Linked DNA regions of Homo sapiens: region 2 is linked to region 1. Evidence: chromatin loops called from intact Hi-C (ENCODE). Cell type or tissue: HCT116. All regions are shown on one strand. Each heading gives the region's core, and the rest is flanking DNA. Links, peaks and the distances in the headings are about the cores only. Region 1 overlaps ERBB4 (erb-b2 receptor tyrosine kinase 4). Region 2 overlaps ERBB4 (erb-b2 receptor tyrosine kinase 4).

Evidence for each region. Hi-C counts contacts between places; a loop is a spot of excess contacts. Peaks named below come from ENCODE experiments on the same cell type or tissue, not always from the same donor. Only the 100,000 strongest peaks of a DNase experiment are listed, where the experiment ranks them.
Region 2: it touches region 1 in a loop (2.4-fold over the local background); 6 of 110 quality-filtered maps call a loop at or near these places.

Annotation. Positions count from the first base shown.
Region 1 is chr2:211,873,269-211,885,401 of GRCh38, forward strand. All of the region lies in intron 3 of ERBB4 (erb-b2 receptor tyrosine kinase 4), which reads right to left. Among named protein-coding and RNA genes, the nearest start is that of MIR548F2, 550 kb to the right of the region's middle. In HCT116, for the core only: no CTCF peak of the experiment used is centred there; a DNase peak (open chromatin) is centred at 6,253.
Region 2 is chr2:212,244,131-212,256,263 of GRCh38, forward strand. All of the region lies in intron 1 of ERBB4 (erb-b2 receptor tyrosine kinase 4), which reads right to left. Among named protein-coding and RNA genes, the nearest start is that of MIR548F2, 180 kb to the right of the region's middle. In HCT116, for the core only: a CTCF peak has its summit at 5,527 (motif pointing left); no DNase peak of the experiment used is centred there.

The DNA.
Region 1 (12,133 bases), core at 2,556-10,555:
TAGATGACCTCAACAACATGTTAAGCGTGTAGTCATCTACTTTTCTAAAAACCTGTGGCAAAGTCACTCACCTCTTGCAATCTCAGAGAAGCCTTTTTAAATTTTAAAAATTATATTAATGAGATGACAATGCAAACTTCTCTGTAGTTTCTCTTCATAATACAAAAATGTACAAATGTAGACTACATAAGATTACCAAAACTTCACTCCTAACATGTAGATTATGAAGATTACCAAAATCCCATGCCTAAGATATTTTCACTATTTACATACACCTACATATTTTTTTCCCCAAAAGTAGTGTTGTATATGTTCTCCAACTGGCAATTTTCACTAACTGTATTCTGAAGAAAATCTTTCATTTTCATTAGAACTAGCTAATTCCATTGTGTAACTGTACAACATAAACTGTATAAATATATTTTTCTTTAATCATTTATTTGGGGGTGAGATTTTGGTTGTTGCCAAATTTTCACTATGGACAATTATGCAAAATTCCTCATACGTATATATTTTTTTGTCCAGGGTGTTAAGTCTTCTGTGGCATAGGTTTCTGGAAGTAAAATAATTGTGTAAAACAATGTGTTCTTAAAAAAAATAATAGATATAGATACTCTGCCTTCAAAAATGTATTGACTGTATAACTCATGGTATATATAAAAAGGCTTCAAAATCTTCACTCTGATTCTTCCAAAGTCATTAAGATTTTTAATATATCAAGTGAATGTGTTAAAAGCTTTGTTAAATACAGCCAGACATGGTGGTGTGCACCTGTAGTCCCAGCTACTTGGGAGGCTTAGGCGAGAGAATCACTTGAGGCTGGGAGACTGAGTCTGCAATGAGCCATGATCACATCACTGCATTCCAGTCAAAAAAAGCAAACAAACAAAAACAAAACAAAAAAACCTGCTGCTCTCATTTTTTTTCTCATTTTGCTAGTTATATCTATTTACACTGAAGAATAAAGACAAAATAGAATATTTTGATAGCAGCCTCTAGTTCCTTTATACTCAGCCAATAAGAGAGCTCCTTTAATAATCTGAATAGAGAACTGTAATCCATCTTTATTTTTCAGCTTTGCATCTAACTTTGTTCTTGTCTTACCCTATCTACTCTTGATCATCAGCTATTCTTATTTCCAGAGTTTTTTGTTTACTTTTAAATTAAGTCTTCATATTTGCTTGTGTAATTATTTAATGCTAGGTCTTCAAATAATGAATTTTAAAGGACTGGGTGAAGGTAATATCTCCTTTGATAAATTAGGTAAAATTTAGGATCTGACCATGAATCTTCTCTGTATCTCCACTCTCAACACTCTTGATCTGCAAAATCCCTTCAGGGACCAGTGCTCTCTCCATACTAGAGTGATAACCTTATGGCAGGTGGAGTTCTTTCCTATTGTGAGTGTAAACTTGACTCTTCACTGCTCCTTAATTTCATGCCATGCCATACAGCAACAGAGATTCCTCTTCAGCAGTTTAGCCATCTTCCATTCTGTAGATGAGGCATTTGTTTTTCATTTGAAGTGAAAGAAGTTCAGCTATGTCCCTTTGGTTTCAGAATTACATTTAAATAAAAATATAAATCACATTTTTCCTGCACAAAACATTTTTGTTAATGCTAAAATATATCAAATTGCCAAAATAATGTTTTACACAAAAGGTTTGTCAAAGACACACAATATGTGCGCTGTATTTCTTACCAAATGCCCACTCTTTAAGCTAAGGCTTGTATTGTCATGCTTCAAATAGAAATGCAAAAAAAAAAAAAAAAAAAAAAAAACAAACTCAAATAAAATGCTTTTAATCTAAGGAACATGCAGATAACGTTTTTTTTTTTCCAAAGCAGACATATCTGCATTTCTTTGGTTGTTGGTTATTAATATTTCATTAATTTTCAAGCTACTGCAAATTCCCCTTGAGATATCATTAATAAAATACCATTCAAATCAGCAAGATTATAGTCAAAATAGCCAAACTACAGAGGCCATTTAATTACCTAGAAAATTTAAGAGTGCTGAGCACTTGCTTTAATTTAAAGAACTGAATAATCCGATGCTTTGATGATTACAAAGAGTCTTTAGCTTTCCCTGTTTTGTTGGTAATTTTAATTATTTCTCATACTTTCCCCACTTAGATGCATTCCTTTATTTGCCCTTTTAGAATAATAATGAGCAAATTTTGAAGAAGAAGAAACAAGTACCCAAATACAGTCATGAACTACACAATGTAATTTCAGTCAATGACAGACTGCACATATGATGGTGGTCTCATAAGATTTTAATGGATCTGAAAAATGTTTAGTGTCTAGTGATGTCATAGCTGTAGCAATGTTGCAGCACAATTATTATATTTTTAAAATAAGTTTAGTGTAGCCTAAGTGCAGTGTTTATAAAGTATACAGTAGTGCAATGTCACAGGCCTTCACATTGACTCATCATTTACTCATTTTCTTATCCAGAACAACCACCAGTCCAGCAAACTCCATTCATGGAAGGTGTCCTACACAAGTGTAGCATTTTTAATATTTTATACCATATTTTCTACTGTACCTTTTCTATGTTCAGATACACACATACATTTTGTTACAATTGCTTACAGTATTCAGTATGGTAGCATGCTGCACTGGTTTGTAGTAACAGGCTAGACCATATAGCCCAGACGTGTAGGAGGCTATACCATTTAGATTTGTGTAAATACACTCTATGATGTTCACAGGATAATGAAATCACATAACAACACATTCCCCAGAACATGTCCTCACCATTAAGCAACACATGACTGTACTTCTGAAATAAATTTTAAAATAGACAAATACACAGGCACTCAGCAGTCATAAGAAGGCTTTCTCTCTTCACTTACTTCAGTGACACATTCAATTTTTGATCAAGAAAAGTAGTCAAAAAATTAATAGCATCACATTTTGCCAAAATATTGTATACACTTAGAGAATACCAATTTTGCTGATTCTGAGTGTTTCCTTGCACACGTCAGTAGGTATTTTGGATTTATGTGTCAAAGAGACTCTTAATTTTACTCTAACTCTATCTCACAAATGGTTATGCACCTGATCACACCACATCCACTTAAAGAATGGCAAGACAGAGGAAGGAGAAGAATTACACTTTCACCATTATGCGATGTGTATTCATACTGGAGCCTTGTTTATTTCAAAATTTTACCAGATTATATAGAGCAATTAAAGTTTATTCTTTTTAGTTAATATTAATAGATACTTTTCCCTCATGAATGTGTTGTTTTCTGGATAAATCATAGAGACTGTGTGTTCGGTGAGAAAAACCAGTTATAAAAGGGTATATGTAATGATTGGATTCATGTGAAGTTCAAGAACACATAAAATGTGTTTATGTGGATAGAAATTAAATACTATTAATAATTTCTGGCTATTGAGGGGACAGGTATTGACTGGTAAGAGGCATGAGGGAATCTTCTGCAGGCAACGGGAATACTTTGAATGTTTAAATGTATATACATATATAAAAATTAAGCTTTACACTGAAGATCGATCCACTTTCCTTCATATAAATTGTAATCAGTTTTTAAAATGTTTTTTTATCATGCCAAAACAAATATTTTAAAAACCTAAATATTAAACAGTATTAAATGAAAAAATTAACAAAGTTTTATATCTATTTTCTTCTTTCTGGTTTCATTGTTCCCGTTCAAATACTGCTATTCCACATCTTAACTACTGAAAAGCCTACTGAGGCAAAGGCTCATAACTTGTTCTTTCTTCCTTAATTACGGAACCTCTCCTTTCTATATGCATTAGCCTTTCTTTAGCTAAATGTAGTCATAAGTGAATGATTTTGGACAATAAGACGTAAGTGGAGGCAGTGTGTACAACTCTTAGGACGAGTACATTTAAGAAAAGGTATATGTATTTTATCCCTTCTTGCTTCTTGTCAGCTGGCATTATGACGTGGTGGCTGAAGCTCGAGTAGCCTTATTGGACTATGGCAGAATTTATGTGCTGAGGTTGGATGAGCAATTAGACAGAACTGTGGGGTCATAACATTCAGGAAGCCAGATCAGCTCTGAACTCACTACCTCCAGATTATGCTTTTTTTACTTGAGAAAGAAATATATTTTTATTTAAGCCACAGTTAATGTATTGCCTGTTTTGCCATTAATAGCTGAGCCTAATATAAATTGATTTACTTTATATAAACACTGTTTTTCTATCAACTCTTTCTCACTATAATCTATTATTCAAGCATACTTTCGGGGTTTTTCTGAGAACGTATCTGATTATGCCGCCTTCCTCTTTAAAATGTCTTTTTTTTTTTCCATTTCAGGGATATTGCTATTAGTCCAGACATTAAAATATGTTTGCTACTATACAGTCATGTTACAAAATTGAAAAATCTGATTCTGCATTTTTAAATGAAAACAATTTGTATAGGAAATAAATACCTGAATATACTCACCAAAATGTAACTACTTATTATTTTGGGTTTAAGAAATAATAGATAATATTTTTATTTACATTGTATGTCTTCAAATTTACTAAATTTATGTCGGTAACAATGCATCAGGCCAGGCGAGGTGGTTCATGCCTGTAATCCCAGCACTTTGGGAGGCCGAGGCGGGCGGGTCACCTGAGGTCAGGTGTTTGAGACCAGCCTGGCCAACATGGCAAAACCTCGTCTCTACTAAAAATCCAAAAATTAGCGTGGCATGGTGGTGGGTGCCTGTAATCCCAGCTATTCAGGAGGCTGAGGAAGCAGAATATCTTGAACCCAGGAGGCAGAGGTTGCAGTGAGCCTAGATCACGCCACTGCCCTCCGGCCTGAGGAACAGAGCGAGACGCCATCTCAAAACAAACAAACAAACAACAACAAAAAACAATGTATCACCGTAGAAATTAAAACAACTTTTTCTAAACAAATTAAAATCTTCCATCGAAATTTATCTTATAATTTAAAACAGTTCTCATTAGAGTCAGGAATCAGTAAAAAAGTTGCCACTCTCATTATAACCATTTTCCATTGTCCTTTAGGCCTAAACAACTAAAGAAAAAAAATTTAAATAACAAAATAACTTTTTGAAAGAAAGAGATAACTTTGTCATTAGTTGTGGATGATATATTGATATTATGGAAAATACAATAGTATTCATTGAAAAAGTAATAAAAGGTATTTGATTTTAGCATAGTGATGAATTTCATAAAAATATGCTGAAAGCAAAAGCATTCTTTTATCACATCAAAAGTCTAATTGTTAAAATTCCATTAATAATACATGTAGGTATTTACAGTTTTCAGGATAAATATCAAAATAATCAAGAAATAATGAATATTTTAAACATGGCATGGAGAAAATTAGTTATCCACTTTAGGAAAAAAAATTAAGACAAATTAAGTTTTGTTTTTTTTTTTTTCCTTGAGATGGAGTTTCCCTCTTGTTGCCCAGACTGGAGTGCAGTGGCGCAATCTCAGCTCACTGCAACCTCCGCCTCCTGGGTTCAAGTGATTCTCCTGCCTCAGCCTCCCGAGTAGCTGGCATTACAGGCAAATTAAAATTTTAAGTAGAAAAAAACAAAAAACAAAAATTGCATTAGAGAAAAACACAGGATAATTCTATAATTTTTGACTAGAGAAAGTCTTTTAAAATTAGCACAAATGATAATAACAAGAAAGACTAACATTCACTGAGTTCTTAACAGATACTCTCCTAGGTGCTTTTACATGTGTTGATTTATGTGTGTCCTCTAACCCTCTAGGAGAAAGGAGCTAATACATGAAAGGCACACAGACATTAAGTCATGGTTGGTAAATGCTGGGGCTATCTTAACCCAAGCTATCTGGTTGAAGATGCTGCATTCTTATCTACATTCTTTTCCCCTAGAATTCACACAGAAAATCCTAGACAAAAATGACTACTTAATATCACAAATGTCTGCATAAAAAAAAAAGACAACATAAAACAGGTTAGTGAAAACCTGTTTTTCCCAAATCTAGAAAAACATATTTGCAACATTAATGATAGCTAAGAGATTAATAAGATTATGAGCTCATAATTCCATAAGGAAAATTGATGAATACCATATAGAATAACAGGCAAAATATATAAATAGGGAGTTCCCATTGAAAGCAATGAACATTACCAAATAAAATGATGTTTAACCTCATTGATAATCAAATACAAATTTAAATAAATATATCCTATGTCTTCATCTATTACACTAGCAAATGTCAAAATGGTTGTTATTGCCAGTTTGGCCAGGGTGTGGCAACACAGGCACTCTCATGTACTATGTTAGGAGGATAAATTAACAAAACTTTTTGAAAGATAATATAGGATCTGTACCCAAGATTAATGTGTATGAATCTTTCTTGGTGAGACTGCCCTTTTAAGATTTAGCCTAATTAAATAAAAGGGAAAATGTAGCTGACAATGGAACAGTGTAGTAGTCATACTTATAATAGTAAAAAACTAGAAGCTAGTTAAATGTACATCAGAGAGTTTGGTTAAGTGTATTATAGCACATTTACACAAAGAAATATCAATCATACAAAAGGGGAGCATATGATATTATAAGTTCCAATATGTGAAGATAATCTTGGATAATTGGAAAGAGATATATTCTAGGAAGAGAACAAAACATGCACTGTTTTGGGTAAGAGAATGAAGTCTGCATTCCAGAAGTATGAAAGTTATATATTTAAACTCAATATATTATTAATATATATTAACAAAAATAAATATATAAATAAAGCATAATTATTATTTAACATATAGTCTCATAAGTACTAATATGTGAAAATAATTTTCACATATTATTGAAAACTATATGCTATATACTCCTTGGTATGTCCTCATATTTTCTGAAATACAAACTTCCTTCTCTTACCCAAGACAGTGTTTTGTTTTCTTCTGTCTCTAGAATGTACCTCTTTCCAATTCTACCTATCAAACATTCTTTAACAGTAGGTTTTGCTCAAAATGCTACTTACACTACAAAATCCTTGTCTTACGCTAGATCTTCTGTTTTTCCATTCATTAAAAATATCTATTAGGGAATTTACCACTATGTGGTACGCATTATAGTAATGTGTGTATATATCTTCCATCTCTGGGAACCTCCAAATATTTCAATGACAGTGTCTCCTCTATATTTTTATCCTCCTATTATGTCTATCCCTCATGCGCATACACAGTAGATGCCTAATAAATGTTCACACCAAATTGTTTACTTGACTATACATAAGGGGTCTTCAAAAAGTTTGTGAAAAATGTGTATCATGAAAAAAACTATGCACAGATTTCAAAAAACATTTGCACCAAAATAAACCCATACTAACATGTTATAACATGTCTGAACAGGATCTAGTCTGAGGCCCTAGGAACCATTAAGACATCCATTTGAAAACAGCCTGTATCAGAGCAACATGAATCTTGCTAAAATTGAAGCAAAAATACACCTCAAATTTACGGTGAAATCATTGATGCTTTACAAAAAGTTCATGGGGAAAATGTCCCAAAGAAATGAACAGTTTACAAATGAATGTTAAGAATGGACAAGATAATATTGAAGATGAAACCTGCAGTGGCAGACCAACCACATCAATTTTCAAGGAAAATATTCATCTTGTTTGTGCCCTAATTGAAGAGGACCAACAATTTAATGGCACAAGTAATATCCAATGCCACAGACATCTCAATTAGTGGAGCTTACTCAGTTTTGACTGGAAAATTAAAGTTAAGCAAACTTTCCACTCAATGGGTGCCAAGACCATGGCACTCAGATCAGCTGCACACAAGACCAGAGCTTTCCATGGAAATTTTAAACAAATAGGACCAAGAGCCTAAAGAATGTCTTCGAAGCATTTTAAAAAGAAGTGAAACATGGCATTACCGTTACAATCCTAAAAACAAAGCACATAAAAGCAATGGCTACCAAGAAGTAGAAGTGGAAGTGGTCTCGGCCAAAGCAAAAGCAGACTGGTCAAGAGCAAAGGTCATGGTGATACAGGCGGTAGAAATAAATTATTTAGGCAGATAGTGAGGGCAAAAGAGTCATCGGCAGTTTCCCTTTTAACAAAAAGCAGTCCAAGAAATTATTTTTTTGCTAACAAAGAGCAGCCTGAAATACTGAGCCGCAAACATCGATAAGCAAGCTTGAAGCTTGCACGGGGGAATGCTGGCAGCTGCGCCAATAGAGAAGGACTACCTGAGGGCCAGGTATGTCTGCCATGGAAGCTCCATCTTCCCTTTTTTTGTTAGCACATGTATGACAAGAAAGAAATGGGCAACATGGAGCAGCTCAGTCAGAGAACCTGCCTGCATAATAAAAGATTGGGGTGGGGGTCGGGGGGGCTGAGATTTGTGCCCCATGCAAATGACGCAACTGGTCTAACCAGTTTTTCGGACCCTATGTAGATCAGATACCGCCCCTCCACTAGCTCATCTATAAAACCTCTTGCATTTCACCACGAAATCAGCAACTCATTTTTCTGGGACCCCTCTCTGTAGCAGAGAGCTATTCTCCTTCTTTTGTCTATTAAACTTCCACTGTTAAGCTCACTCTTTGTGTGTCTGCGCCCTTGATATTTGTAGCCATGAGACAACGAACCTTGGATATTATCCCAGACAACGAAGCAGCTTCAGTGGCAGTCTTTTTGGGGGGATGCTCAAGGCATTTTATTTCTCGACTTTCTGGAGGACCAAAGAAAGATAACATCGGCTTACTATTAGAGTGTTTCTGAGAAAGTTAACCAAATCTTTAGCAGAAAAATATCCAGAAAACCTTCACGGGAAAGTCCTTCTGCACCACAACAACACCCCTGCTCATTCCCTTTATCAAACAAGGACAATTTTCTGAAAGTTATGATGGGAAATCATTAGGCATCTAGCTTACAATCCTGATTCAGCTCCTTCTCATTTTTACTTGTTTCCTAATCTTAAAAAAAATAATAAAAAAATAAGAGTAGTCATTATTCTCCAGTTAATAATGTGAAAGAGACTGCATTGACATGGTTAAGTTCCCAGGACCCTCGGTTCTTTAGGGCTGGACTAAATGGCTGGTATCATTGTTTATAAATGTGTCTTGGATTTGATGGAGCTTATGCTGAGAATGAAAGTTTACATTTTTTATTTTTATCTTTTAAATCAATTTTCTGATGAACTTTTAAAAGTCCCCTCATATATAGAGATAGCTCAATAGATAAATATAATAAATATAAATATGACTGCTTGTCAATTACTAAAATATGGTTTCTCTATAGTGAGGTTTGTTCTCATTTCTTTGCAAAAATAGATAATAAAATTATTCACATAAAAACACGAGAGGCACAGCAATGTTCTGAATATTTAAATTATTTTGAAATAAATGATACCTTAATGCTAACACAGCAATATTATCATCTTACTAAAAATGTATCATTATTAAAATTTTGTCAAGCTAATAAGGTTGAGAATCTGAAGTTCTTAAAATTGTTTAAGTATAGCCACCTGGCTCCAGGTCAGGCTTATAATTGCTACACTGTGGTACCAGTTCTAACAATTGAAGAGACTGACAGAAGACTTGGAATCAACATCAAGTTAATCTTCATGTAATTTATCTTCACTTCACTCAATCCATATCTATTACCTATCTCCTTGTATCTGTGTTGGGTTCTAATATCTACTGATCAGACACTTTCTACCTTCTCCCTTTACTGGGTATATACCCAAAGGATGATAAATCATGCTGCTATAAAGACACATGCACACGTATGTTTATTGTGGCATTATTCACAATAGCAAAGACCAACTCAGATGTCCAACAATGATAGACCAGATTAAGAAAATGTGGCACATATATACCATGGAATACTATGCAGCCATAAAAAATGCTGAGTTAATGTCCTTTGTAGGGACATGGATGAAGCTGGAAACCATCATTCTCAGCAAACTATCGCAAGGACAAAAAACCAAACACCGCGTGTTCTCACTCCTAGGTGGGAACTGAACAATGAGAACACATAGACACAGGAAGGGGAACATCACACACCGGGCCCTGTTGTGGGGTGGGTGGAGCGGGGAGGGATAGCATTAGGAGATATACCTAATGTAAATGACAAGTTAATGGGTGCAGCACACCAACATGGCACATGTATACATATGTAACAAACCTGCACGTTGTGCACATGTACCCTAAAACTTAAAGTATAATAAAAAATAATAATAATAAAAATAAAATTAAAACAAAATACATTACTCTTGGCCAGTCACGGTGGCTCACACCTGTAATCCCAGCACTTTGGGAGGCCGAGGCGTGAAGATTGCTTGAGGTCAGGAGTTCTAGACCAGCCTGGCCAACACGGTTGGTGAAAGAAACCCTGTCTCCACTAAAAATACAAAAATTATCCTGGCGTTGTCGTGGGCACCTATAATCCCAGGTACTTGGGAGGCAGAGGCTGAGGCAAGAGAATCGCTTGAACCCAGGAGGTGGAGGTTGTAGTGAGGCAAGTTCGTGCCACTGCACTCCAGCCTGGGCGATAGAGCAAGACTCAGTCTCGAAAATAAAAAATAAAATAAAATACGTTACTCTTTGAAAAGTTGGAAGATTTTGAGAAATAATTTCTTTGTGCCTTGTATGCATTATAGAAAAACTCAATGGTGATAATTCAGCCTATTTACATAATTCTATCCATGAGGGACTGACTCACTCCCCGGTGAGGCCACTAATTCAAATTTTATATAATATGAAATAGAGAAAATTACTTCTCTATTGGAACTAAAATATGTCTTCTTATAAATGAACCTAAGTTCTGGCTTCTGAAACAGTACAATATAAACATAATTGCTCCATGTTAGAGACTAGCCTATTCTAAGTTTCTCAGATCCATTTTGCTCTATTACGTTTAAACACCTGCATCTAATAGCAACACACTCTGGATACATGATTCCTGTTACCTTCCTGTTTATCTCTTCTGTTTTCATTCTTCTTGTTTCAGCTTATTTCTAAGACCTTAATCCAGTTATTTTTTCCTACTCACCAATTCCTCTTCTTTCTCTAGTTTTAATATTGAAATAGCTACCCTGGACTCTGAAACATGGCACGTCTAGTTGTCTCTCCAACATCCAGTTCTCCTACCAAACTTTCCTGAAACCCTGACTATGAAAATGTACCACGGAAACGGCAGAAAAGTAATGTCTTACTTTTATTTTTCCCTCTATCATCATATATGAATTCCCTAGGTTTTGTTCTTTTGTTCAAGCTAAGTTCCTGAACCCTAAATCCACACTGTCAACACAGAGCCTTCTCCTAAAGGGCCATCCTACCCATAAGGAACCCCTAGATGTTAAAACATGTCACCTAACCAAAATTTTCTAAAGGTGCCCATTTCCCACATGTATCATATTTATAGCATTTCATTATCCTCTGTCTGTGACACTTGCTTGTCTAGAGCATCATCTGAGGTAACAACCCCCATCTGTCCAATTTCATCAACTCACTCTTGTGATAGATATTAGCAGCTAATATCTAAACATGTTATAGTGAAGACTGGAATTTTCCAATTGGGTTAAGTTGAAAAAATTAACCATAACATTGTATTTCACTTCTTTTTTTGGCTATGTTGAGCAAATTCCAAAAATTCTAAACATAATTATAATAAAATTAGAGTCAACAATAGTATTACTCTATTCTCTTTTTTTCTGAAAAATAAAAATAGATATTTATGTCTGGAAACCTGAAATAAGGAAAATTGATTCTACTTTACAAATATCATTGTGGGTAATGGGTTGGATATATAATTTTTAAAATGTATTGAATTATCTCTAATATTTTTTAAAATGATTACTGTATGTTTGGCTTTTTTGTTGAATTGATATTTAAAATTAAAACTTTTTCAAAGGTAATAAGGCCATAAACATCTCTTCAATTTCAATATGGCCATAATCTTCCAAGGAAGCCCTACCACAAATTATAATTTGTTATGACAAGTGTATAAAAAATGAAACTCATGTTTTATAATAGAGAGAGGCCAAAAGGTTAACATTTCTTCTCCTAGGCCTGAAAGAAAGTCAATAAATGAATCTCTAAAGCTTTACCCAGAAAAGCTGGATCTATAGTGATAGTAAAGAAAATATATTTTGAAATTGTAACCTATTAAAGAAAGAATA
Region 2 (12,133 bases), core at 1,974-9,973, 370 kb after region 1:
CTGGTATAATTCATTAATAATGAATAATGGGCATATTAACAAAAATAATTTTTCATGATACATAGACATTTATGAGGTATGTGGAAGAAAATAAATAATGAAATCATTTTTTTTCCATTGTAAATCAACCTCATAAGTCCATCCTTTTTACCCCTGACTTCCAAAGGCAACACGGAGGAAGTCTAGCCAAAAGACTGTTAGTTTTACTCTAGAATTTGACACAAAATGAAATTCACGGGTCATGACAGGAGCATTCTGACAAGACATACAACTGTGATCTTGCCTTTGAAAAACTCTGCAAGGCAGAATTTGAGATCAGAATTAACTAAAAATGTTAAAAAGTTGGGGAATGGGCATTGAGAAAGTAATTTCTGCTTTACAACAACCATGCCCATCTTAACCTGTTTATATTTTCGAGCACTTATATAAAGAGAGACGTCTAGGAGAAAATATATTTCTCTAAACCTTCTATTTCACCATATGTTTTATTTGACCCATAAACTTTCCCTTTCTCAAACTTTATCATTTCCCTCATGATTTGCCATTCCTCTCACCTTGCACCAAAGCAAAGAAAATATCTTTTCAGATTTTATCTATCTTCTACAGTCTGGTTTAACTTTCAATTCTTCCAAAACCTTGCCAGAGAATCCCAATGATCTCATCCCACTTTCTAAATATGTGCCTTGTTTCCTTCCTCTATAATAATTAATATGTTCTAGCTGACATTAATTAAGCACTTACCACGTGCCAGACACACATTCTTACAAGTGATTTACATGTATTTCCTCATTTAATCCTCACAACAACCCAATGAAGTTGGGTTACTATCATCTCCCTTTTATAGATGTTAAGGGAGTTTTCCAATGTTATACAAGTGCAGAGCCAGGATTTGAATCACAGTTATTTTATTGTAGAACCATAAAAAAACTCTCAGAAGTCTATAAATTATTTCAGTAAAACTGTGCTTTAAAAACAGTGTGTATATTATCTTTTCAAAGTAACATTTTCCTGATTATTAAGGAAACACACACTTATCATAGAAAATTTGAAAACATCTGTAAAAAGAGTTGAAAAAAAAAGTATTTTATAAATCCTCCTCCTGACTAGTATTAGGTCAGAGTATTTTTTGGGTGTATTTTGAATGTGGATGTATATGTGCCAAAAGCTTTGTAAAATATTGATCACATTGAATATATAAACTGGTTTTCTACATTTCCTGTTACTATCTCATGAAAATTTTCCTTATGCTTGAATAGTTTTGAAAAATAATTTTGATAATCGAATGGAAGCTATCCTCCTATAATGGTAAGTGAGTAACTCAAACAGTTCTCTATGTGGTTGTCATATATTATTAATAACAAAAGGTTATATCAGATATTGACGTTAATATTATTCATATTGTCAGTGAAATCTTCTTGCCAACACTGGGATGAAACTGTAGAGAAGGTTTAATTCTACTGTAAAAGGTGAAATTATATCACAGAATCACAAATGATTTTCCCATTATGGAAAAACATCCTGAGAATGTCACGAAGGCCTGATATCAACTGCTGTTTCCAAGAGTTTAGAAAACAACTGTCAATGTTCCTATCCAGAGAGAAATCTGGATTGTGCTGCCAATCTTATAACCTGGCCCTCACCTTGCTTACAGCGGCTTGTCAAGGAAAGAGAAAAATCCCAAAAGAGCCCTTTGCTCTTTTTCTTGTGCTCTCTGAGATACTCCCCTTTCCTTCTCACTATTTACAAAAGGGAGATGGGAGAAAAATTCAGGGATAATGTATTTTAAATGATTTCTATGGCTAAGTTAAATGTTGTGGGGGGTGTAATTTTCAAAGGATGTAGGCATCCTGAGTCAACAGGCTTTGCATCTGCCAGTGTTCCTTTGAAAACCTCAGGAGAGTCTTTAAAAGCAAATAGATGATCCTCTATGGGAGCCGGCTTAGATATGTGCTGTCTCCAAGAGCTCTGTAAATGTAGATTAACTGACCTCTCTGGGTCCTTCTCTTAATCCCATGCTCTGAATATGGAAATGACAGTTCACGTGTATCTCCAATGCAACAGTCAAATAAATTTAACTTAAAGGAATTAATTTATGCTAATAAGACTTTCAGCAAAGATGAGAACTGTAAATTGCTTTGTTTTAAAAGCTTGAATTAATTGGATTAATATTTCATTTTAAGCAGCTTGAATACGGCCACATGACTAATAAATGTGCATGAGGTAAAATCTATTCACTGAGTGTACTATTCCTTCTCAAAAAATAACTAGCATGTTATCTACATTTTAATAACGGAAATCAACATTGCATTCCATTTATTTATTCAACAAATATGTATTGAATATAATTAAATGAAAAAGCTCTGTTGAGTTTGCAGGAGATGAGAAAATGAATATGATGTAATCAAGTAGCTTACAAGTTAGTGCAAGAATATACACAAAATACAAGTTAGAAAGAGATGTCATGAAAGATGTAGCTTAAAAATAAGTGGTGTGCAGAAGATGAGAAATAATTGACAGCTCTAGAACCAGAAAGGGCCTTATGAAGAAAGTAATATTCCAGCTCTGTCTTGAAGGGAATTAGAAACGTGATGCTGAGGAATAAGTACTCAAGAAGAGAAAAAAATAATAGGAAGAAAGGCACCAGGGAAGGAAATCTTTAGTGTAAATATAGACAGCAGCACAGCTTCTTTACTTCCTATGTGACTAAATTTCTTCAGGTGCACAGTAAGTTCTCCCAGTATTTACCATCTAAGTTATTTCCTGAATTTCATTCAGTGTTTTTGGGAATGCCTTATGTCTCAGTTTCCTCAACTGAAAGAAACCTATAGGATTAGATGATTTACAAGTTCTTTCTGGTTCAAATCTCTGAAAATGTGAGTCATTCAAAAATCATGTTGATTAAATTGATAACCAAATACTTAAATAATTTTAGTATCAATAAATTATAGGAAATAAAATTATTTACCAAGAGAAGGCAAAATAAAGTGATAGTTTGAGAAAAGGCAAAATAGAGAATTATTGTGTCATTGCTGTTCATTTAAATTCTGAAGAGATATGGATGCCTTATTGTATCTTCCAATTAGTATCTGATATTTACCACAACCTATGATTGGGACCTGAACTAAAGCATCTAAGTAGATATAATTCTTCTGTAGAAAACATTTAGAATTGCACCTTTATGCCCTCATCTATTACCTCTAGTGGAATGTTATTTGTGTTCCCTTTTCAAAAAAAATTACTGCTTTATGAGTAAACTATTAATATTTCAAAACTATTTCTAAAGTTTTCCCCCTGATATTTGGGGTTAAGAGATCTGTGGCTGAAAATTTCTAATTAATGTTGTCATGATTTCCAGCATATTTTTATTTAGAAATATAAGTTTGTGTGGTAAAATTATTAGAATTGGTTGAAAATATTTGATGTATCTACTTGCAGGAGCCTTCAACATACATTCAAAAATTTGCTTGTCTAGAAAGCAATTAAAACCAAAAAACTAGTTTGTTTTCTCATTTAATATTTTATCATAGTACTTTAGAAATAATGGTGTATTAGGCCGGGAGCGGTGGCTCATGCTTGTAATCTCAGCACTCTGGGAGGCCGAGGCAGACAGATCGCTTGAGGTCAGGAGTTTGAGACCTGCCTGGGCAACATGGTGAAACCCCATCTCTGCTGAAAATACAAAAATTAGCTGGGCATGTTGGCGGGAGCCTGTAATCCCAGCTACTAAGGAGGCTGAGACATGAGAATCACTTGAACCTGGGAAGCAGAGGCCGCAGTGAGCCGAGATCACACCACTGCACACCAGCCTGAGTGACAGAGTTAGGCCTCATCTCAAAAATAAAAAATAAATAAAAATTAATGGTGTTTTAAAGCAAATTATCTACAGTGATTATCATTGTGGTTTGAGTTTAAGAAATACTGGAGATGTTAATTTAAAATGTTTATAGTATACACTTCTGCATGGCTTGAATTTTGTTTTTACTTTTGTGATTAAAAAATCAATAAAATTAATAATTAAAATAATTTAAAATATAGATCAACAATTTAATGAAAGAAATATGTGTTTAGTGCCTTCATAATCATCAAAATTAAAGAATTTACTTGAAGACTTTTTGAGCCTATGCCAAATTTTTGCGTTTACATACATGATCATTTTAAGGTTCCATGTGGTAGAGCTTTATATGCACCTAATATGCCTTTTCCTTAATTTGGGCTTTGCTAAACACAACTTTTTGTGTCCTCTGACAACAGGTAAGTGTTCTTGTCTAGAAAGAGTATATACTTGGTTTATGGCATGGCTATAATAAACGGCTGAGTTCTATACTGTCAATGATAAAACTTGGTCTCACATCAATATAATGGCCATGCTGTATATGATTCTTAACTGTGATATACTTTAACAAAGGCATCTACCTATGCTGCCTCAAATTAAGAAGTTTTCCCAAGTCCAGACTACAATCTTGGAGTTATCCTACCTAGGTCACCACAAATTTAATCCGCCACGTTAAGAGAAAATTTAAGATGTGAGAAAAATAAGTAAGATATATGTAGAAAGGTACAGGTACTCAGCATTGTCATCAAAATTAGCTAGATTAGTACTAAACGGTTGCTCAAAATGTCAACTATTTCAGCTTTAGATTGGCTGACTGCTGCTGATTCTTAGGAAAAAAAAAACAGGTTTATTGATACATGATTCTTAGTAAACATCCTTAGATGACTGAGTTTCTTTTTGCTCACCAACAGGAGCTATAGTATCTGAAGCCACCTATTAAATACATTTCTATTTTCTCCTGAATCTTTTGGTCATATTTATCTTTTTCTTCAAAGTAAAATGGACTATGCATATAATTTTGGGAGTGGGGTATTCCATTACATAGTCAAATGCCTGATTTCTACAATGTAATTATATCGTTTCTAATTTATATTTGGGGTTATTTTAACAGGAACTAGACCAGCAACAGACCTTCATTCAACTTGCTATTAGCACTCACTGACTTGGCTTATTGTTTGCGATGAAGCATAGTAATTAGGTAAATTCACTGTATTCCTGATAATCATCAAAATATTGGTGGGCTTTGATTTCCTGCTCAGAAAAGCAAGGAAGGTACAAATCTCCCACATATGACTAAGGAAATTGTGTAAACTGTATTATTTATTCATACATATATATGTATGTATATGTGTGTATGTTTTTATATAATAATGGAGAATGGAATGAAATTTAAAATGTAGGAAGACTCTAGATAATTAAATTTATATAGTAAAAGATATTGTGACAATCAAAAGGAAAAATATCATTCATGATATAGAAAAGATAGGTTGAAACATACAATTAGCTAGAGGGAAAAGCAAGCAGTTTTTGTCTATCTTTTTAGCTTCATGTCATTTTAGTGGGAGAACAGTAAGGCAATAAACTAAACTGACGACATTGCAAGGGAGAAAAGTTTATTAAAAACACCATAGAATTAAAACAAGGATGTTTTAAACAGAGAAAAGTTACTGAGCTGCTGAAAGCTGCTGCCCCCACCTGGGCATTAAACAACAAGAACTTCACAACTTAACAGCTTTCTCTATATTTGTAAAATTCTAGGATTTCTCATTTATGGGTTAAGCCACAAACTAATAGGAAGCAAACATTGTATTATGCTTGTCAACCAATATACAAGCTGACCTCAGAAACACTGCATATGAAAAGAAATCAGCCGACATTTTTTCTTATTTATGGCAAATCAAATACTGACTTATGTATATGAATATAGTAAAGAAGCTTGACAATGTCAAAGAGCTTATATGCAATTGGCAAGGGAACCAAAATCAGTTGCACGATGTAAAGGTTTGAGTTGTAGATACCCACCTGATACCGTGTATATGTATTGCAAGATAAATATGCATACCATTATCAATTTAATCATTGAACCTAAATCTAACTTCTGTTCATACAATAACTAATTAAATTTATTGGGGCTTAATTCTTTCAACATCACTACTTTTAAGAAAAATACTTTAGATGTTTCCTCCTTTGTTGTATCAGCTGTAATGTCTCTAAGCTTTAGTTTTCTTTTTATTTTCATGTCTCACAATTATATTTGTTATGGGTTTCTATTTCATTCATTGCTACCTGCTGACATTTGTCTCAGCTGTGAATGTTTTTACCTATGAAAGATAATCTCCTTAAACATCTATTAATTTACACTTCCAACTGGGTGTGGAGTTTCCAACCTTATGTAATTGTGAGCAAATCTGTAAATTAGCACTAAGACAACTGTTACAAGTATAAGGTGTTTGAAATTTCTCTCAATGACTTTTTATGGTAGTTTTGGCTGCTCAGGAACCTCCTTATTTGCTTCCTCATTTATACTCTGTTCTAGATAAATGAGATTGCGAGATATTTAACTTCATTGAGTAATGAAATTATATTTTAAATTTGGGACACAGGATTAATAACAGGAAACATCAGACAAATGTAAAATGATACCATCTGAATTGATAATATTCCAATAACATTCAATCTAAATTCATGCATTCACTTATTCTTCCATGTTAGACAAACAATTTTTGAATGAATGAATTCAAACATCTTCCCTTCACGTTCTAGGCAGACCACACAGAGCCCTGTTGTTTTCTGTTTTTAGTCAAAAATAAATAAATAAATAAGATTATGGTGAAAAAAAACCATGCTATCAGTTCACAAGGGTAAAAAGTAAAAGAGGAAAAGCCCTGCTCCCCTGTTTTCTTATTTCCATTTGTCAAAATTAAATACTACTAACACAGTTATTTTTAAAAAGATTTTCACAAATAAATAGTGGTGTGAATTTCTGATATTGACTGAGAGATTTTGCAACAAGGGGAAGTTTTAAAACTCTGGCACACAATTATGGAGTTAGTTTGTTTATCAAATAGTCTAGGGCTGGCAATAGCAACTAAGCTTCAAGTTGATGGGTACAAAATTATTTCAAATTTTCTGAGTTGAAAACTTGTTATTCTATTGAGGATATACTTGACTCAATCTAAAATGTCTTTACATCCTGAATTCCAGTAAGACACAAAATTTCTATTAGGAAGAATTATATATACAGTTTGCTTTTTATTTACAAAAATGCTCTTATTAGAAGCTTATTGAAAACTGCCATATTAGTCTAAGAAGTTAAAAGCATCCAGCATGTATACATTCATTTATTTATTCATTTATTTGATAAACATTTATTCATATTTAATATGCAGCAGGCATCATTCTAGGCACTTGAAAAACAGCAGGGAATAAACTAAAAACATAATCCCTGTCCTCAAGTACCTCATATCGTAGTGAGAAGAGAAAACAGACACGATAGGTAAAACATAACATGCTTTTGACAGTAGTAAGGAATAAGGAAAAAATAAAAAGCAAAAATGAGGATCAGTAGCTTTCAGGAACTTACAAGTTTTGATTGGAGGACTTTTGGGAAACTAGATGAAGAAAGTGAGAGAGGAAGCCATGCAGACATATGACAGAAAACTATACAGGCAAAAGGAATAGCAAATGCAGATATCCTGAGGTAGGGGTGTGCCCAATATATTTTAGGTATTTTTTAAAAAAAAGGTTAATACTTCAGAAGAAAAGCAAGCAAGGGTGAAATGGTAGGAAATGAATTTAGAAAGGTGACAGGTGGTCAGACCATGTAGTTATTTGAAGATCCATTGCTGGCTGTTAGTCAAAAAGATATAGGAAGCCATGGGAAGTTAACCACTAACCAGAGGAGTGCCATGGTCTGATTTACATTTTAGCACTCTAGCTTTTATACTGACAATGGATCACAAGGGTAAAAACAAGACTAGACAGAAAGCCACTGCAAAAATCCAAGCAAGTGAGAAGGGTAGCTTTTACAAGGGTAATGACAATGGAGGTGTTGAAATGTGGTTGGATTCTAGATATATTTTTAAAGTAGAACCTCAAAATGTTTGGCATGTGGATAAGGGCAGTGATGAGAAAAGGTCAAAGATACGTTCCAGGTGTCTGACTTAAGCAACTAAAAGAATCTATTTGCAATTTACTGCGATGACATATAAATTTGAGGGGTCATTTATATACAGCATTAAATAAATCACGACGATGGATATGACTGTAGATAGAAAAAAGGTATCCTAGAATTAATCCCTGTGGGGAACTCCAACATTTAGAGGTAGAGGAGGTAAACACAAATGAATGAAAGAGATTAAGAAGAGCAGAAAGGTAGGAGGAATTTTGGTGTCATGAAAGCCATGTTAAGAAAGTGTTTCAAAAAGAAGAGAATGACCGTCTGTGTCAAATGCTGCTGATAGATCAACGAAGACTAAAACTAAAATGTAAGCATGCCATATGAAGGTCATTTTGGACTTTGGTAAGAGTCATTTTAGTAAAATGGTAAGGTCCACTGGCTGACTGGAGTGATTTCAAGAAAAGATGGAGGAGCAAAATTAGAGATAGTGAAATTCAGCTAGACTTCTAAGACTTGTTTTTTCTTGGAAAGGAAAGAAATCAGGATGTAGCCAGGGGAAAAATTGGGGTCCAAAGAAAGTTTTTAAAATACTGGATAAATATCATCCTTTTATGCTGATGATCATAGAGGAAAGAATAATGAGACTTTTAGACAGACAGGTCATCTATAATAAAAAGAGAGAAGATAGCATATAGAGTCACAGATGCTATCACTTACACATGTAGGTGTGATGGCAGAAGCTTCTATTCCAATGCAGACATATGTATTGTAAAAATTAAAAGTTGAAAAGTGACACATATCTTTAGAGTATCATCTACAGACATTAGATGCTCAGACACATAATCAAAAGATACATTACAATGAGTGAGCATCTTGTGGGAAAATTTGCATAACATCATTTGCATTTCTTCTAATATTCATGACAGTTTGACATCTACATCCTATGTTTACATTGAGAAAAGTCGTCAGTTATATATTACATGCTTCATTAGCTTACTTTTCTTAGAATCAAATGTCTGTAGATTTATTCTATTAAATGTGAATAAACATCATGAGTAGCAGTCGCCAAAGTGATACCACATAATCTGTAATCGTTCTGGGGCTCCTTGACTAACATGTTCAATTAAAAGTTGTTACAAATTTCCTGGTAACCCTCTTATTTTGTATATGAATTTAACAAAGCAATAAAAGTGAGATGGGATTGAAGCTGTAACTACAAATAAAAATTAAATATTTAATAATGCTGAAGTAAATGAAAATTGAGTGAACATCTCAGGTAGTTATTATATGACTACATTTTGGTGCATTTTTCTTGATCTTATCAGTTTTCTCATTACTTTTTCCATTACATTAAAAAAACCTATAATAAGTAAATTTGCTTCTCTTCTTCATCAAAACCAGTTCTTCTCAGAATTTCATGTTCATAGGAATCACTTAAGATCTTGTTAAAATGTAGGTTCTGATTCCGTAGTCTGGAGTGGGGCCCATACTTTTGCATTTCTAACTAGATTTCAGGTTTTGCCCATGCAGCTGGTTAGCAGAACACACTTGGAAAACAAGGGTCTAAACCACTCTGTTCTTGGCATTTGTGCAGAGGTTGAGATAAATTAATCATTTCATGCCTAATTTTTGGGTTGCCGTTAAAAAGTTAGTTAAGTAGTTAAGTAAAGTCATATGCCAGTTAATGAAGGGGATATGTTCTGAAAAATGTATCGTTAGGCATTTTGGTCACTGTGGGAACATCACAGAGTGTATTTACACAAGTCCACATGGTGTAGCCTACTACACACATAGGCTATCTGGTATAACCTATCACTCCTAGCCTGCACACCTGTATAGTATGTTACTGTACTGAATACTGTAGGCAATTGTAATACAATGGTATTTGTGTACCTAAATGTATCTAACTAAACACAGAAAAGGCACAGTAAAAATTCAGTATTATAATCTCAGGAGACCGCTGTGGTAGAGGTGGTCAGTCATTGACTGTTATTATGCCACACATGACTGTAAAATTTAAAAAAAAAATTAGTTGATTATCAATATGTATATTCCTAGAAGACCATATAAATAACATACAATTTTAAATCCTACTTAAAATATTATGGCCTCTAACTAAAAACAAATAAATACATTTTATAACAATTCCTCAGTCCAAACGTATTTGCTCATTATTTTATTTACCAACCCAGTGCCTAATTTCATACCAGCCCACTCACTAAATAACAAAACCAAAGGAATGAAGATTAAGTTAAAATGCGGACAGCTATGTTGAATCTGACACACTGATCACACCACAGAGGAAACAAACAACTCGAATAGTGTTATTTAAAATTGCAATCCTGTAAGTGGCAATGAACATTTTGCTATGACTATGCTGTGCTGTTTTCCCCACACCTACTCCCACTTGCCAGGTTAGACTGGCTCAATCTGCTCTACCGTGGGATCACAATCATTTGAACAAACCCCCTCAGGGCAGTAATATCCAGGCAGCCAGTGTTGTCTCAGAAGAGCTCCTGACACCATTCCCCACGAATCCGTAATTTTGTTTATGTATAGCAAAAGCATGGCATAGGAAAAAAGACAGCATGCCACTGATGGGAAAACTTCCTAACCTGCTTTCACAAAGCACTAAGATCTCTCTGAAATATTGTGAATATTCAGGATGTGCAGTGTTTATGCATTAAAAGAGGATAAGGGACATGTTGTAAAGGTCTGATTTCACAAGAGTCATTCTAGATGGCTAGTTATACAAACCACTCTTACAGTTTAAGATTTAAATAACAGATATACTGTAAATACTTTGTTATAGTGTGAGAGATACTCTCTGAGAAAGTCTAACTTTTTCAAAACATTCAGATGTCACCTAAGAGCCGAGTAAGGAGTAATTCATTCTACATTACATTATTTCACGGGTATAGTGTTATATCTTAATCCACCTTTATACACATGTGCAAACACATCTACTTATGCATCTATCCATATTATTTAGACCATCAAAGGAGGTAGAAGAGAGTTCAACATTTTATAATACTTTCATCCTTCTCGCTGTTGTGCATTAGGCTGTATACCTGAAAATCTTCATATTACTGAATACTGTACTATTAAGAGGAAAAAATAAGAATAATATTTTACCACAATGACTATGCACTATAGCAATTTTTTAAAATTTGAAAAATATATGTGTGTATATATGAAAGACAGTAAGTGTGCTGGGGGAAAGAGTCATTCAACCCTTTTTAAAGTGGCTAATTCAGCAAAATTTCATTTTCTAACTAATGTAACTCCAATTTAAAAATCCATAATATTATACTACAAGGGCACAGTTTACCTAATCTGCCAATTATGTTTGTTGTACAAAAGAGAAACCCAGGGCAAATATATAAATAAAACAATTTGTATTTTTAAGACCAAATAGTCTATCAGTTCTTGCTGTAAGAGGTACAGGTTTAGTGTTCCTTAACCAAAATGCTTGGGGCTGGAAGTACTTCAGAGCTTCAGATTTTAGGTTTTTGGTGTGTGTGTGTTTTTTTTAAATATTTGCATTATATACACTTACTGGTAGAGCATCCCTAAGCTGAAGGTTTGAAATCTGAAATGCTGCAATGACCATTTCCTTTGAATGTCACATTGGTGCTCAGAAAGTTCAGATTTCAAATTTTTGGACGTGGGATGCTAAACCTGAATTTAAAAATATATTAACTCTTTCAAATCACTGGGTAGGTGCACATAGAATACTTTGTGTCATTTTTTTAAGGGACTGGGTCTCCCTCTGTTGCCCAAGGTGGAGTGCAGTGGCATGATCATAGTTCACTGCAGCCTCGAACTCCTAGGCTCAAGGGATCCTCCCACCTCAGCCTCCTGAGTACCTGGGACTACAGAAGCATGCCACCATTCCTGGCTAAGTTTTATTTATTTATTTTTTTTTTACAAATGGGGGGGGGTCTCACTCTGTTACCCAGGTTGTTCTTGAACTCCTGGTGTCAAGCAGTCCTCCCATCTTGGCCTCCCAAAGTGCTGGGATTACAGGTATGAGCCACTGTGCTCAGGTTTGTGTTGTTTAATATAGATTACATTTATTTATTCTGCCAAAGACACCATTGATTTTTGCCATATATTTCTCATCTGATTCTCACAAGCACTTTAATAACATAGTAAATGAAAATATTGCTTTAACTAGC